Linked DNA regions of Homo sapiens: region 2 is linked to region 1. A link is a contact called in ENCODE Hi-C or POLR2A ChIA-PET data. All regions are on one chromosome and are shown on one strand. The core of a region is the stretch at or near the end of the contact, and the rest is flanking DNA. Distances in the headings are between cores, read along the strand shown. Region 1 overlaps NUAK1 (NUAK family kinase 1). Region 2 has its middle 160 kb from the start of CASC18.

The links. A loop is a pair of places that touch in the nucleus more often than their neighbours do. ChIA-PET counts read pairs that join two places held with the same protein, here RNA polymerase II (POLR2A). Pooled maps may share reads with other maps.
Region 2: a map of ascending aorta shows a loop between it and region 1 (2.2-fold over the local background). The contact joins two enhancer-like sites. A Hi-C loop is called at or near these places in 2 of 168 maps with a recorded cell type or tissue (aorta and ascending aorta) and 3 of 50 pooled maps. POLR2A ChIA-PET finds 5 or more read pairs at or near these places in 3 of 52 experiments (MCF 10A, WTC11 and endothelial cell of umbilical vein).

What each region holds. Positions count from the first base shown.
Region 1 is chr12:106,087,095-106,093,882 of GRCh38, reverse strand. The region is part of intron 2 of NUAK1 (NUAK family kinase 1); the gene reads left to right. Among named protein-coding and RNA genes, the nearest start is that of NUAK1, 48 kb to the left of the region's middle. Within about 2 kb of position 2,607, at least 12 of the 41 ENCODE cell types and tissues checked have a DNase peak (open chromatin) inside an H3K27ac peak, as active enhancers do; they include ascending aorta, where a contact is called at or near this core.
Region 2 is chr12:105,858,064-105,864,851 of GRCh38, reverse strand. No RefSeq gene overlaps it. Among named protein-coding and RNA genes, the nearest start is that of CASC18, 160 kb to the right of the region's middle. RefSeq lists an enhancer at 3,196-3,697. Within about 2 kb of position 4,156, at least 3 of the 41 ENCODE cell types and tissues checked have a DNase peak (open chromatin) inside an H3K27ac peak, as active enhancers do; they include ascending aorta, where a contact is called at or near this core.

The DNA.
Region 1 (6,788 bases), core at 1,358-3,857:
AGGTTGCAGTGAGCTGAGATCTTGCCACTGCACTCCCACCTGTGTGACAGAGCAAGACCCTGTCTCAACAAACAAACAAACCAAAAAACTCAACAAAAGACTCTTCCTCCCTGGAGGTTACAGAAAGAAATTGTCCCTTTTTAAAAACTGACCCTTCCTGGGGCATCCTGTAAATTCATCCTCATCCTCTCTGCTTTCCAGGCTTCTTTCTTCCAAAACAGTCCAGTATATTCGGCTGTCACGTGGCCAGTGGATGCTTAAAATCCCAGGATCTCCTCACTCATCAGCGTTTCCCTCAGACCAGAGCACTGTTTTTATAATACACATTTTCTCAAGTTCTACAAGTTGTGTTGTTAACCTCGAGAGCTGCAGGAGGCAGTCTCTGGGAGCTGGGTCATTAGCCTGGTTGTGAAAACCAGATGATCAGAGGGCAGAACGGGACTGTCAAACCGAACATCTGATGAAATTCAGGATTAATGTGGAGAAGTAGCTGTTGCTATAGCAACCAATCCCTACTATCCTTTGAAATGGAAAATAAACAGCAAACAAGAAAAATAATTTAAGTTGGTGTCTGGGAAGAAGGAAGGCCTGCCAGTGGAATAGTCAAAGAAAAAGGAGAGTTCGGGTATTTTAGGATATGTTGAAACAATGGTGAAACTATCTCAAAAGCAAAACCCAGGTCATTTTGGGTGGTTCAGTTCCATGCCTGCTTTTTCTAGAAATCTTTTCAGGCCCCTTCTGGCTGACCTCACTGATCTTTCTGATTGTCCAGGTACTTAAAGTCTGTACTGTACAGGTTAGCTCTTGAATTATTTTTTAAGTACTGGTCATTTCCAACTCGAAAGCAACTCCTTGGGGTTAATGACTGTGCCTTCTCCTCTTTTGTATTCCCTTTAACATGTACCAAAATGCCCAGATAAATGCCTCAAATCGGCTGATAATAAAGCCATTTCAGAAAAATCAGTAAGTTTGGCTCCATTTAATGAAGGAGAACCTTTACTGGATGTAATGCAAAAAGCAGAACTGTATGATGGAGGAAGGGGGTGGAGAGTCATGGCGAGAACATGCGCTTTTGAGTTGCACAAATCTGCCATCCAATCTTGCTGGGTATCTACCCAACAAAAATGCGTACAGATGTGCATCAAAAGACATGCACAAGGATATCCACAGTAATACTATTCATAACAACCCTCAACTGGAAACAGCCCAAATGTCTATCAACAGTAGAATGGATAAATAAACCACACGATACATTCACATAATGGAGTACTCTAGAGCAATGAGAATGAACAATCTTTGACGACATTGAGCAACGTAGATTATTCTCACAAACATGTTGAATTAATGACAAAAGAAGGTATACTACGTGATTCCATTTTTTTTTTTTGAGACAGAGTCTCGCTCTGTCACCAGGCTGGCTCACTGCAACCTCCTTCTCCTGGGTTCAAGCGATTCTTGTCCCTCAACCTCCTGAGTAGCTGGGATTACAGGTGCCCACTACCACGCCCAGCTAATTTTTTGTATATTTAGTAGAGACGGGGTTTCACCATGTTGACCAGGCTGGTCTCGGTCTCCTGACCTCATGATCCACCCGCCTCGGCCTCCCAAAGTGCTGGGATTACAGGCATGAGCCACCACGCCCGGCTATGACTCCAGTTTTTAGAACTTCAAAACTCATCTACGATTTTGGTTCATATTCCTCATATTCATGGTATTGGTGTATCTGTATCTTTGGGGAGATGATTAATGACAGAAAGAGGGCATGGCAGGGGTGCTTGCAGGGGGCTGGCAATATTGTTTCTTGATGTGAGTGCTGGTGCCCTATTTATTTATTTATTTTATTTTTTGTTTTAGAGATGAGGTCTCGCTATGTTGACCAGGTTGGTCTCAAACTCCCAGCCTCAAGCAATCCTCCCATCTCGGCCTTCCAAAGTGCTGAGATTTCAGGTGTGAGCCACCATCCCCGGCTTGGTTCCCTATTTATAAAGTAGGGATAATATGGATCCCTATCTCATAAGATTATTGTGAGGAATAAATGTTTTAATCCATGACATGTAGTAACTGTTCAATAAATATTAACTATTCTTATTACAAGCTTTCTAGGGAAGGAGAGATCCCTGTCTGGGAAGTCTCCTGGAAAAAATTGAGCCCCAGACAATTTCACAGGTCCAGGATCCTGGATGCTGTCCTGTGCCTTGCTCCTGTCTCTTGGATTGTTCTCGGCGATGTTTGGTTGCCTGTGTGACTCACCTGCAGCTCCTTGTGGGCTTTCAAGGTCTTGTGTTTTATTCATCGCCGTCTTCTTTCTCTCCTCCTAGTCCCTGGCCCTGCCAGCTGCTGGCGGTTCTGTTTCTGCTCTGTTCCCTTCCTCATGCTGACCCTTCTACCTGGCCTGCCTTTCCTTCCCCTCCAAACTGGGAAAAGTCTTCTTTCGGTATCCCCAGTGCCATCTGCATAGTAGGTGCTTTCTGCTGTGCTAAAAACCAGGCTGTACACCACCTGGCCATGGCCCCAGTGCTGTGGGCTGACTCAGGCTGAGCTAAGTTTCTATTCAGGGATTTAATTTTCCTGGTAGGCCTGGCATGTCAAGGGCCATAGTTTTCCTTACCATTCTGGAGCCACCGGGCCTCTGGGTAAAACTGTCTGGCCAAGAGACACAGGCTTTCATTTTTCAGAAAGGAAACCCTTCCCAACTGGTGGAAAATAAGCTTTTGCTTAGTGACTAATAACATAAACACAGACAAGATTTCTGGGCTTATAAATAACCAGTTGTAAAAGTGCCCAAGGGAAGCAGCCTTTTTTTGCTAGAAGAATGGCCAAGAGTATCCCTGTCACCTTGTAGATAGTGACCTTAAGCACGGGCAAAGGAGCGTTGGGCCAAGGGTGTGGAAGCTGCTCATTCTTCAGTATTAATTCCCAAGGCCTTGCTCTTATACATTATAAATCCTGGACTATTCTGGAAAAATAACACCCAATCTCTAAGGTCCTTTCCTGCTCGAAAATCCTGTGATTCTGTGGCAGCCACAACATGTTTTAAAGAGCGATGCCAGCAGGGAGAGGAAAGTCTTAGGGTTTTGTTTTGCTAGAGCTGCCTAAGTGGCTGATGAAGTAATTATGAGCACAGCTTCCATTCGTTGAGCACTGGCCGGGGCACCGTGCTGAGGGCGATAGACCTGTGAGGAAATTACTAGTCTCATTGGACTGATGAGGAGGCGGAGGGTCAGAGGGGTTGATATATATGAGTAGTAATGGAATGGCTGAGAGCTTGGGGGTAGCAGTCAGACTGCTGGGCCCAGTGCTGGCTATGCCTCGTACTCTTTGTAGTTATGGGAATTATTATTCACCTTGTCGCCCCAGGTGTTCTCATCTGTAAAATGGGGATCCTCATAGTACCGAATCCTTATGATGTAATTCATGCAGAATGATTATTAGCATGGTGCCTGCACATGGTAAGCCTACAGCAAATTTTGCTGTTATTAAGAAAGGCTTCAAGAAGCTTCATCTGTAACAGCTCTGGCCTCCTTGATGAAACACTGAGGCTTGAAATCTAGAAATCTTCTTTGCTCTCAATTAATTTAAGGTGACAGGGCCTTGACCGTGAGACTTGGGCTTCTTCCTATGGGGGACTGGGGGATGGTGTCCCAGAGCCAGGCCTGGCTGCTCGGACAGTTCTCTGACCAGATTGCTCACTGGCCCTGCCTGAGAGAATGAGGGGCCAGTTTTATCCCTCGGGTATCATCTCATTCATCCAGTGTTTCCCAAACTGGCTCCATATGAGTTCTTCTGGATGCCAATAGGAGGATTGAAATGGCCCAATCAACTGGCAGAACTCTGAGTTAAGGAAACCAGGCTCTCTGAGGACCATCAAGTATTAATGTTTGGCTTGGGTTTGACTGTGGAATTTTTTCTTCTTCAAGATAGCTTGCAGAATGAGTACTCCATGGAATATGCATTTGGAACTATTTCTTGACCCCTCCAAATGCAGTCAGCAGGGAGGCAAGTGTGAGGTCTGGCAACCAGAAAGGATGGGGGTAAGGGATGTCCTTGGAGGTGAGACAGGTGGACAGATCTGCGATATATTTTATTTTATTTTTGAGATGAAGTCTCACTCAGTTGCCCAGGCTGGGGTGCAGTGGTGTGATCTCGGCTCACTGCAACCTCCACCTCCTGGGTTCAAGCTATTGTCCTGCCTCAGCCTCCCCAGTAACTGGGGTTACAGGCACCTGCCACCACACCCGGCTAATTTTTTATATTTTTGGTGGAGATGGGGTTTCACCATGTTGGCCAGTCTGGTGACTTCTGGCCTCAAGTGATCCACCTGCTTCAGCCTCCCAAAGGGCTGGGATTACAGGCGTGAGCCACCGTACCTGGCCAGACTCGGGATATATTGTAGAGACAGGATCAGTAGGACTGATTGATGGAAGCTGCTTAGTAAAATATTTGGTGTATTGGACTGTATTGAACCGAATTGTGTTTGTGTCTCCTTGATACCAAATCAGCCAGTTGGAGAGGGAAGAATCCAGCCACTGAAACAGCCCTTCTGTCTGTGTGAGGCAAGTGGCTCACACCTCCCGACAGTCGCTGAAGGGCCAGAGGCTTTGGCTCCCTTAAAGACGTGCCAGACTCTTTGGGGTGTGAGTCTTCTTGTTTATTTACCTGTCAAAGTACTTTCCTTCTTCCTACATCCCTCCTTTTTAAAATTAGAAAACCCGCTGCCCTCTCCAGGGCCTATCACTCTTTCATTTTTGGGGCCTGGGCCATGCATCCCGAGGCAGTCGGGGTGTTTCCAGTTTCCAAGGTTTATTGTTAATGAAAAGTGCACAACAGGCTGAAATCCCTGGCAGGAGCCAAAGCTGCAGGGTACACCGAGGCCAGCAGACGCTGGAGCAGCCAATTTTATCTGGATGTTCTCTCCTCCTCCTCCTCCCTACCCTCCTCCTTCCCCCTTCATTTTATCAGGGAGGTTTGGCTGGACTTGAAGGAGCCAAAAAGGAACTGGAGGGGTCTGAGCTTCTAGCAGCCAGCAACAAGGTATGGGAGGACAGGGGACCCAGGCCTAGGGTAGGTTCCAGGTCAACTCAGTTCTTCATTGAATGTGTGTCTGCCTTGGTGCTAGGCTCTGGGGATGAATTAATATTGATAGCAACAATAATAGCTAACATAATTGAGTGTATGCTGTAAGGGGAAGGCCTTGTAAACATTGAACAAACTGGTATCAATAAGTCCTCCCAGCAGTTCTAAGTACTTGCTAATATTATTCACGTTTTGTAGTTGACTAAACTGAGGCCCAGAGAGGGCAAGCAACATCCCTAGAATCACACAGCCCTAGGAGTATCTCATTCCAACACTATAGTTTTTAGCTCTGTCCGTCTAGGCAGAGGACCTGGGTATGTAAACCAAGAAATAAACCTGCACAGTTTGCACGTGCTATGAGGCAAGTATTGACTAGTGCAGTGGGAGGGGCGCTGTGGAAACCACATATGAGCACAGTCTTGGCTAATGAATTAGGGTGCTGGGCATAGGGGGCCTGATGGAAATGTTAGAAAAGTGGATGAGATGGAGGGAGGTAGGCAGGGGACCTTCAGGGAGGGTCTTGGGTAGCCTACAAAGGTTTTTGTACTATATCCCTTAAGAGTGATGATGGATTTCAAAACAAATATTGCTTATTTTATCCTTGCTCAAAGGACATCTTATGTGAAAGTCCAAAGTATGAAACAGGTGGCAATGGAGTGGCTTTGGACAGCCTGTCATTTGTGGCCTCCCTTCTCCCTGCCTCCTTGCATGGGTCCCTGGCCATCTGCCTGGAACCCTGACTTTGAACATAACGGCTAGAGAGCATCAGCATTGGGTAGAAAGAAGCATTTACAAGCATTTGGGAAGACTGTTTCCTTGGTGGTGTGGAGGTTGAGTGAGAAGGGGCTGGACCTGGTGGCCGGGAACCGGCTTGAGATCATAGTAGCAGCGGCCCTGCAACCTGCGGCATTAGTTCCCCATCCATGCTGGGGACTGGAGCCCTGCTGATTCCAGCCAGCTCTTTGGGAGGCCATCTCATCTGGTAGTTCTGCACTTGATCTTTGACGCCAAACTGCCTGATTGCAGGCCGTGCCAGTTTCTTAACCTCCCTAGGCCTCAGTGCCTTCATCTTTCAAATGGTAAAATTACAGATATTTCCCTGATTATTTGTCATAGGGTTTAAATGAGTCAGTACATGTGAGGTACTTAAAACCTTACACACAAACTTGGTGCACAGTAAGTGCTATATTGTTATTTATTATTAATGTTCAGAAATGCCTTTATGTAGTTTGAGTTTACTCATTTAATAAATATTAGCTGAGCTCCTACTATGTTACTCTGTGCCAAATACTGTTCTGGGTGCTGAGGATACACCAGTGAGTGAAACAGGACAACCCCCTTTTACATTTGACTGGGGGAGACAGAATAAATAAATACATGGAATGGGTGTGTAGTAGGGCTGAGAGGGGCCCATGGGATCGTGCACGACTTGGTGGGCCACATTAAAAGCTTTGGGTTTTATTTGCCTGAGATGGGAAGTTATAAAGAGATGACAAGATTGAGCACCCATTTTGGGGTCAGAGTAGCTCTGTCAGGGCCGGCTACCTGGTCCGTATCCAGTGGTTAATAAATTATTGGTTGTGTTTGTTGTTACCCATCATCCTGTCTACAGGAAAGCCGTTCTGGGAGAGGGTATGAGAAATGATCTTGACAAGGAAAGTGGGGTCCTCAGAAAAGGGAACCACATTTCCCTTAGCATGACAAAGGCGTGTCCA
Region 2 (6,788 bases), core at 2,907-5,406, 230 kb after region 1:
ACATGTTGAAGCCCTAGTCCTTGTGCCTCAGAATGGGACTGTATTTGGAGATAAGGTCATGATCGAGGTGATTAAGTTAAAATGAGGCCACAAGGAAGGGCTCTACTCCAATGAGACTGTTGTATTTGTCAGAAGAGGATATCTGGACACCCAGAGAGACAGCAGGGATACCCATGCACAGAGGAAAGGCCATGTGAGGACGTGGTGAGAAGGCAGCTGTCTGCAAGCCAAGGGGAGAGGTCTCAGGAGAAAGTGGCTTGGCCGCCACCTTATTCTCGGACTTGTAGCCTCCAGAATGGTGAGAAAACAAACTTCTGTTGTTTAAACCACACAGTCTGTAGTACTTTGTTATGGCAGCCCAAGCACACTAATACACACTCTCTCGAATTCCTCTTTCCCATCACTTGCTCTGGCAGAGGCCAGCTGCTATGTCATGTGAGGCCCATGCAAGCAGGGGACAGAAGCTTCCTGACAGCAGTCCCATTAGGGGCTTGGAAATGTGGGAGCTTCAGCCCATAGCCTGACTCTTCATGAGAGATTCTGAAGCATAGACCCCCAACCCAGCCGCCCGGGTTCCTGCCCCTCAAAACTTGTTTTTTTAAGCCACTGGGTTTGGTTAAATGCTTGCTGTTTTAAGCCACTGAGTTTGGGGGTAATTTGTTACACAGCAATGGAAAGCTAATGCCCCCTCCTTCCTTACCTCTTTGCCCTTGTCTTCACCCCTGTACCCAGGGATGGTCCCTATGGAGTGATGTAATTCTTATCAATCCTCTGATTCAGGCCCTACTTTCTGGGGAAACAGACTAGGATCATCCCAGATTTCCTCTGTGATGCTCATGGTCTGCTCTGACCTTGGCTTTGGTTGATTCTTGTCTTTTAACATTTGCCTATTCAGGATTGGGTCAGAATGTGTATTCAGTGCACTTCTAAGTCATTTCATAGAATCAAAATTTATTAATCAAACCTCTACTGTGAGTGGGGACTGTGCTAGTCCTGAAATAGAAGACGGTCAGGAAAAGCAGATATGCTCCTTTCCCCAGGTTGCACCCAGGAGTTGGGGGCCACCTTTAATCAAATATGTATGACTTCATGTGGAGCCTCCTGAGATTCCAGCCCTCCTCTAAGCCCATGGGGTGTGTACCTGGCAGAGCCTACCTAGAAGCTCTGGGACCCCCTCCTTTCTAGGTTCTCTTTCTAGCCTCCCTTTCATGAAAAGGCCACTCATTTATGACACTCAAGAGCTCAGACCCTGCACGTGTAGTTCTAGCTTCCTATGTCTTCCGTTTCCTCCTTTCCATAGGTGCTTTTTGAGAGCTGCTATTTGAGATGCCAGGTGGAACAGTGGTTATAGGCAGAGACTCAGGGGTAAGACTGACCAGGCTTCAATCATGGCCCTTCCTCACTAGCTGCAGGACTTAGGAAAGTTAAGATGCCCCAGATCCCTGATTTCCCCATCTGTGGAGGGATAATAGTACCTACTCGTAGTGTTCTTGGGAGCATCAATGCTTATAATAGATTTATGGTGTTCTAGATGAAGCCTGGCATATAATAAGTATTAGCTATTAGGATGTGCTTGGCACAAAGGAGGGAGTCAAACAAGAAGTAATCTGTACCTCCAAGAAGCTATGAACATGCGGGCACTCACATCAACACATCTAGCTGTTTTGGAGGCCTTGAACAGAGCGCCTAGTGCCCAGCACAGTGCCTGGGTCTGGCTGGAGTGCAGTCAAAGCTTGTTGAAGAAATCCAGTTGTGCTAGTCTGAATCATGGCCCTCAAAGATGTCCACATTATAATCCTCAAAACCTGCAAACATGTTCCCTTACATGGTAAAAGAGGCTTTGCAAATGTGATAAAGCTAGTAATCCTGAGATGTGGAGATCGTTCTGTATTATCTATGTGGGTCTATTGCAATCACAAGGTCCCTAGAAGAGGAAGGTGAGAGGATCAGAGTCAGAGGAGGTGGGACAGGAAGCAGAGATTGGTGTGATGTGGCCACGAGCCACAGAATGCAGGCGGCCTCTAGAAGCTAAAAGAGGCAAGGAACGGATTCTCCCCTGGAGCATCCAGAAGGAACCAGCTCTGCCAACACCTTGACTTTAGCCCTGTATGATTCATTTTTGACTCCTGGCATCCAGAAATGTTAACAGTAATTTTTGTCCTTCTAAGCCACAAAGTACATGGGAATTTGTTGTGGCAGCAAGAAGAAAAACAATATACCAGCCTCATACTCTCTGGGGAGTTGGTGATAAGAGACCTGAGTCAGTTCCCCTCACAAAGGAACTTGTTCCTCTCTGGGGGGCCCAGCCAGCTCAAGAGGCTTAGGAAGGGAGAGAACCAAGGTTCAGAGGTGAGGAGTCCTGTTTCCCCTGCATCCCTGGCAAAGGGCCTCCAGGGGAGGAGGTGTGGGGTCTTACACTGCAGCCACCCCGGGAGTGGCCTGGAGAACAGGTCCTGGGATGCACCAGTGCCCAGAGCAGGGCTGCCTGTTTCCAGGGAGCAGGAGAGCTGGGGCAGCTTACCAAGTGCGGCCCAGTCCGTGTGGGAGGTGGATGCGAACAGTACGAGGGCGGCAGTACACCACGACCGAGGTACCCAGGAATAGATCCTGTGCTGGCCCCAGATTCTTTCTGAAGGAAGTGAGGTCCTCACACCCCACCCACAGTTCGAGCAGAGCAGGTCTTTTACAGCCTGACAGAGAAGACGTCACTCTCCAGAGCTGGAAGACCTAGCTTTTGATGCTGGCTTTTGCTCATTGCCAATGTGACCTTCAGCTAATCCCATAACCTCTCCAAGCCTCAGTTTTCTCAGCTGTAAAATGAGACTAATAAAAGTAGTAGTAGCCGTAATAATCATCATAATAAAAAGTGTCTAACACTTCCTGAGGGCCTAAACATGCTAGGACTATTCTAAGCACATTCTAGATACTATTTTATTGAGATTCCATCTCAGAACACTCTGCTTGGGTGGGTCCTAGTTTTGTCCCCTTTCTAAAGATAACAGGACTTATCCCAGAGAGTTGGATTGAGTTTTAATTCAATGAGTTAAAATTTATCAATCTTTTCCTGGCATACAGTAAGGTACATAGTAAATGACATATCTGTTAATATTATTTATTTTGCCCCCCATGGAGAGCCAGGATCCCCCAGATTCTTCCATGCATTTTGAGATGAGTTTGAGCCCCTCTGGAGGCTGCTTCAGATGCTCTGTGAATCACACAGATCATTTGGTTTACTTCTTAGTGCCCAGCTTAGCAGTGGGCACACAGTAGGAACTGGGGCAGCAGGTCTGGGCTGCACTTCCAGCAGAGTGTATGTGGGCCCTGAAGCTCTTTCACAGATATGGTTTGTTTTTTGCCCCTTGGATTGGTCCATAAACCTCAAGGGCTCTTCTGAATGACAAAGGCAGTGATCGGATCTGTTTTTCCTCCTGTATCCTGCAAATGGCTTTTCAGTGTGTCTGTCCCAGGTGGCTTGGATGTCAAAAGCCCGTTGGAGCCAGGCAGTTGTTTCATTGGTGAATATTGTTCTCCTTGGGAGTGAGCCCAGCCACCTCTCAGGAGTGCATGTCTCTGAGCATTGCTTGGTTCCAGCAACATGAATCTCAATTTCTTTTGACTCAACAGCAGTAGAGCCCTCCCTTGGAAGTTACACTGGGTGAAGTATTGATTGGAGCAGATGTAATGGGCTGATAAGCTTTCTGAGTGCCAAAGAATATTGGCTTCTTATAAGTGTCTTGGCATTTGTGGATCTCCTCTCATTGGGTCCTAGATGAAGCCCCACTGAGGCTGTCCTCTGTAATCAGCAGGGCAGGCTTCACCCTGTGAGATTGGGTTACACTTCACGCATCTGTCTCCCCAGGTTTCTGGGTGAAATCATTTTCAACCTGAATGCTTACTGGTTGACAAGCTACATACTGTCATCCCTGATGGATGGGATGGTGGGAGAAAAGCTACCACCTCATTAAGGGCACAGGTTAACTGAGGGTGATGGATTTTTCATAGCTCTGAGAAAGTCTACAAATCCTTTGTATAAACACTAGCTTGACAGTGAAAACAATTTTCCCTTCTTTTGTTGAGGGCAGCAGACAGAGTAAATATTGACAGATGGACAGGTGTGCTTTGCTAAGAGGCCCACGGCAGGTAAACGAAGCAGGGGAGGAATGCTTTGGTTGAGTCATTATCAACAAAGGGAAAGCCATTCTCTTTGGGCTCCATGTTTGGTATGATGGAGATTTTATGAGCCTGAAGAGGCAAGTTGGAACTTTGTAAGGCATTAAAGGCACATCTAGGGCTTGAATTTACCCACACCCACCCCGCCAAGATTCTGATGCAGAGGGCCTGAGGTGGAGCCCAGGCATCCATCTGTATGTTTACAAAGCTTCCCAGTGGTTTGGAGGGATGTGGTCCAAGGTGGTGAGCCCTCTTAAGACAAAAATGTTTGTGTTTAGTGTGACCCTACTCCCCAGGCATTTCCCAAATATGCTGTCTCGTCCTGAGAGCTTGGGGACAGTGTAGGTGATGCAAAGATACTACCTTAACCTAAAACTTTTAGAATGTTCAACTTGGACATTGCTGGGAAGAGAGCCTCATCAGGTACAAAGATGGATGTCCCAGTTGAAATTAAATTAAATTAAAATTAAAATCCAAACCCTGACAGGCCCCACTTGACCTGCCTACCATTCTATCAATCCCTCTGGCCTCACTGCCCCTTGCTCCCTGTACTTTAGGCTCCTGCCCTGATTAGCTCCTTTCTCCTCTGGCCCCCTCCACACATGCTATTCCCTCAGCCTGGATGCTCTTTTCCCGCTTTCTGTAAGGCCATCTCTGAACCACCCCCGGAGTTCAGAAGGTGTTCCCCATTATTCTCCCTCCTTATACCCTGTCTTCTTATTTATGAAAATGGTTGTCTTTTGCTTTTTGATCATCTCCCACATCATACTGTAAGTTCCATGAAAGCAGAAGCATTTTTTATTTCTACTACCATTGTGTCCTCAGAGCCCAGTGGACTTCCTGGCACATAGTATGTGTTCAATACAGGTTTACGTGGTGGTTGAATGAATCCACACAGAGCTGAATGAACTCACCATCTGTATTAGTCTGTTTTCATGCTGCTGATAAAGACATACCTGAGGCTGGGTAAATTATAAAGAAAAAGAGGCTCCACATGGCTGGGGAGGCCTCACAATCATAGCAGAAGGAGAAAAACTGTTCTTATATGGCAGTGGCAAGAACTTCCATGGCAGTGGCAAGAGAACTTACATGGCAGTGGCAAGTTCTTACATGGCAGTGGCAAGAGAGAATGAGAAAAACCAAGCAAAAGGGATTTCCCCTTATAAAATCATCAGATCTTGTGAGACTTATTCACTAAGAACAGTATGGAGGAAACTGCCCCATGATTCAAGGATCTCCCACCGGGTTCCTCCCACAACATGTGGGAATTATAGGAGCTACCATTCAAGATGAGATTTGGATAGAGACATAGCCAAGTCATACCACCATCCATCCTCAAAGGAACCTAGAGACCACAGCCTGATGTTTCAAGAGTCCAAGCTATTTTTTCTAAGAAAGGCACAGTTAGTGTGAAATAATGAAGTCGCATTCTTGGCTTCCTTGGTCAATGGCCCTCACAGTCTTCTGGCATTGCTTTTTCCCGTTGAGTCAGCTCTCTCCCATCTCATTCTAGGCTCCCCCGCCCACCTTCCCTCACTCATGCCATGCCCTTGTTTCCTTCTTTAGGGAAAATCACAAGCCACTGAGAAAACTCCTCTCAATGTTCTCACTCCTTTCTCCTTCCCTTCTTCATTTATGTCCATATCTTTCCTACCTTAGAGTCTCTCAGAGGCTGAGATGTCTTGTACTGAGGGTAGAACTAGGTCTGGGAAGGGGGCTGGGAGACACATGGGTCCTGGAAGAAGCTGGTAAGCAAAGGACAACCTCTAATATTTCCAACTGCCTTTAGCACCCTCTGCCTTCTAAATTAGCCTTGGTGGGAAAGTAGAGGCCCACTCCAGGTGGGGGCTACCATAAGCCATCTCTTGTCACCAAATCCTTCCTCTGTATATGCCTTTCCACCAAGTCATATGATACAGATGAAATGAAGTTTGCCTTCAAGGGGTTTAGAGTCACATTTAAGTATCAGGTTAAGTACCTCAACCTTGAAAAACACACACACACACACACACACACACACACACACACATAAACACACACACGTGACAAAAAAATAAAGATGGGCAGAAAGGGGATCCATTCTATTGTTAGATCAAAAATTTAAAAATATAAACCTAATTGAATTCATGCTTTATGGAAATGGCTTTTAATTGGTGAATCAGATTAGCACAGTAGCATAAGATGGCAGGAAAGACAAGAAGATAAGGAATTTGGTTTGTATCCTACTTTTACTATTTGCTAGACTTTGTTAAGTCACTTAACCTTTGATCTGGAAACTAGGAATAATTTTTAATTTTTAAGGATTAAATAACATTCTTGAAGTGAAAGTTTCTGGTACAAAGTAAGTACACAGAATAAAATTAGGTCACATTTATTGGGTGCTTACTATGTGCCAGAAACTTCGAGATGCTTTGCCTTTGCTAACTCATTTAATCCTCACAACAGCTCCATAGATGTTTCCCTGCTTTACAGAAATGGAAACTGAGGCACAGAGAGGTGGCAGAACATACCAGCAAATGGGGATTCAGAATTTTTCTACAGGGGCTGGACCGTCACCACCTTTCCACAGTTCCCCTCTGTCCGTAAAAAATTGCTCTCTCTATGCGTTAGTTCATCAG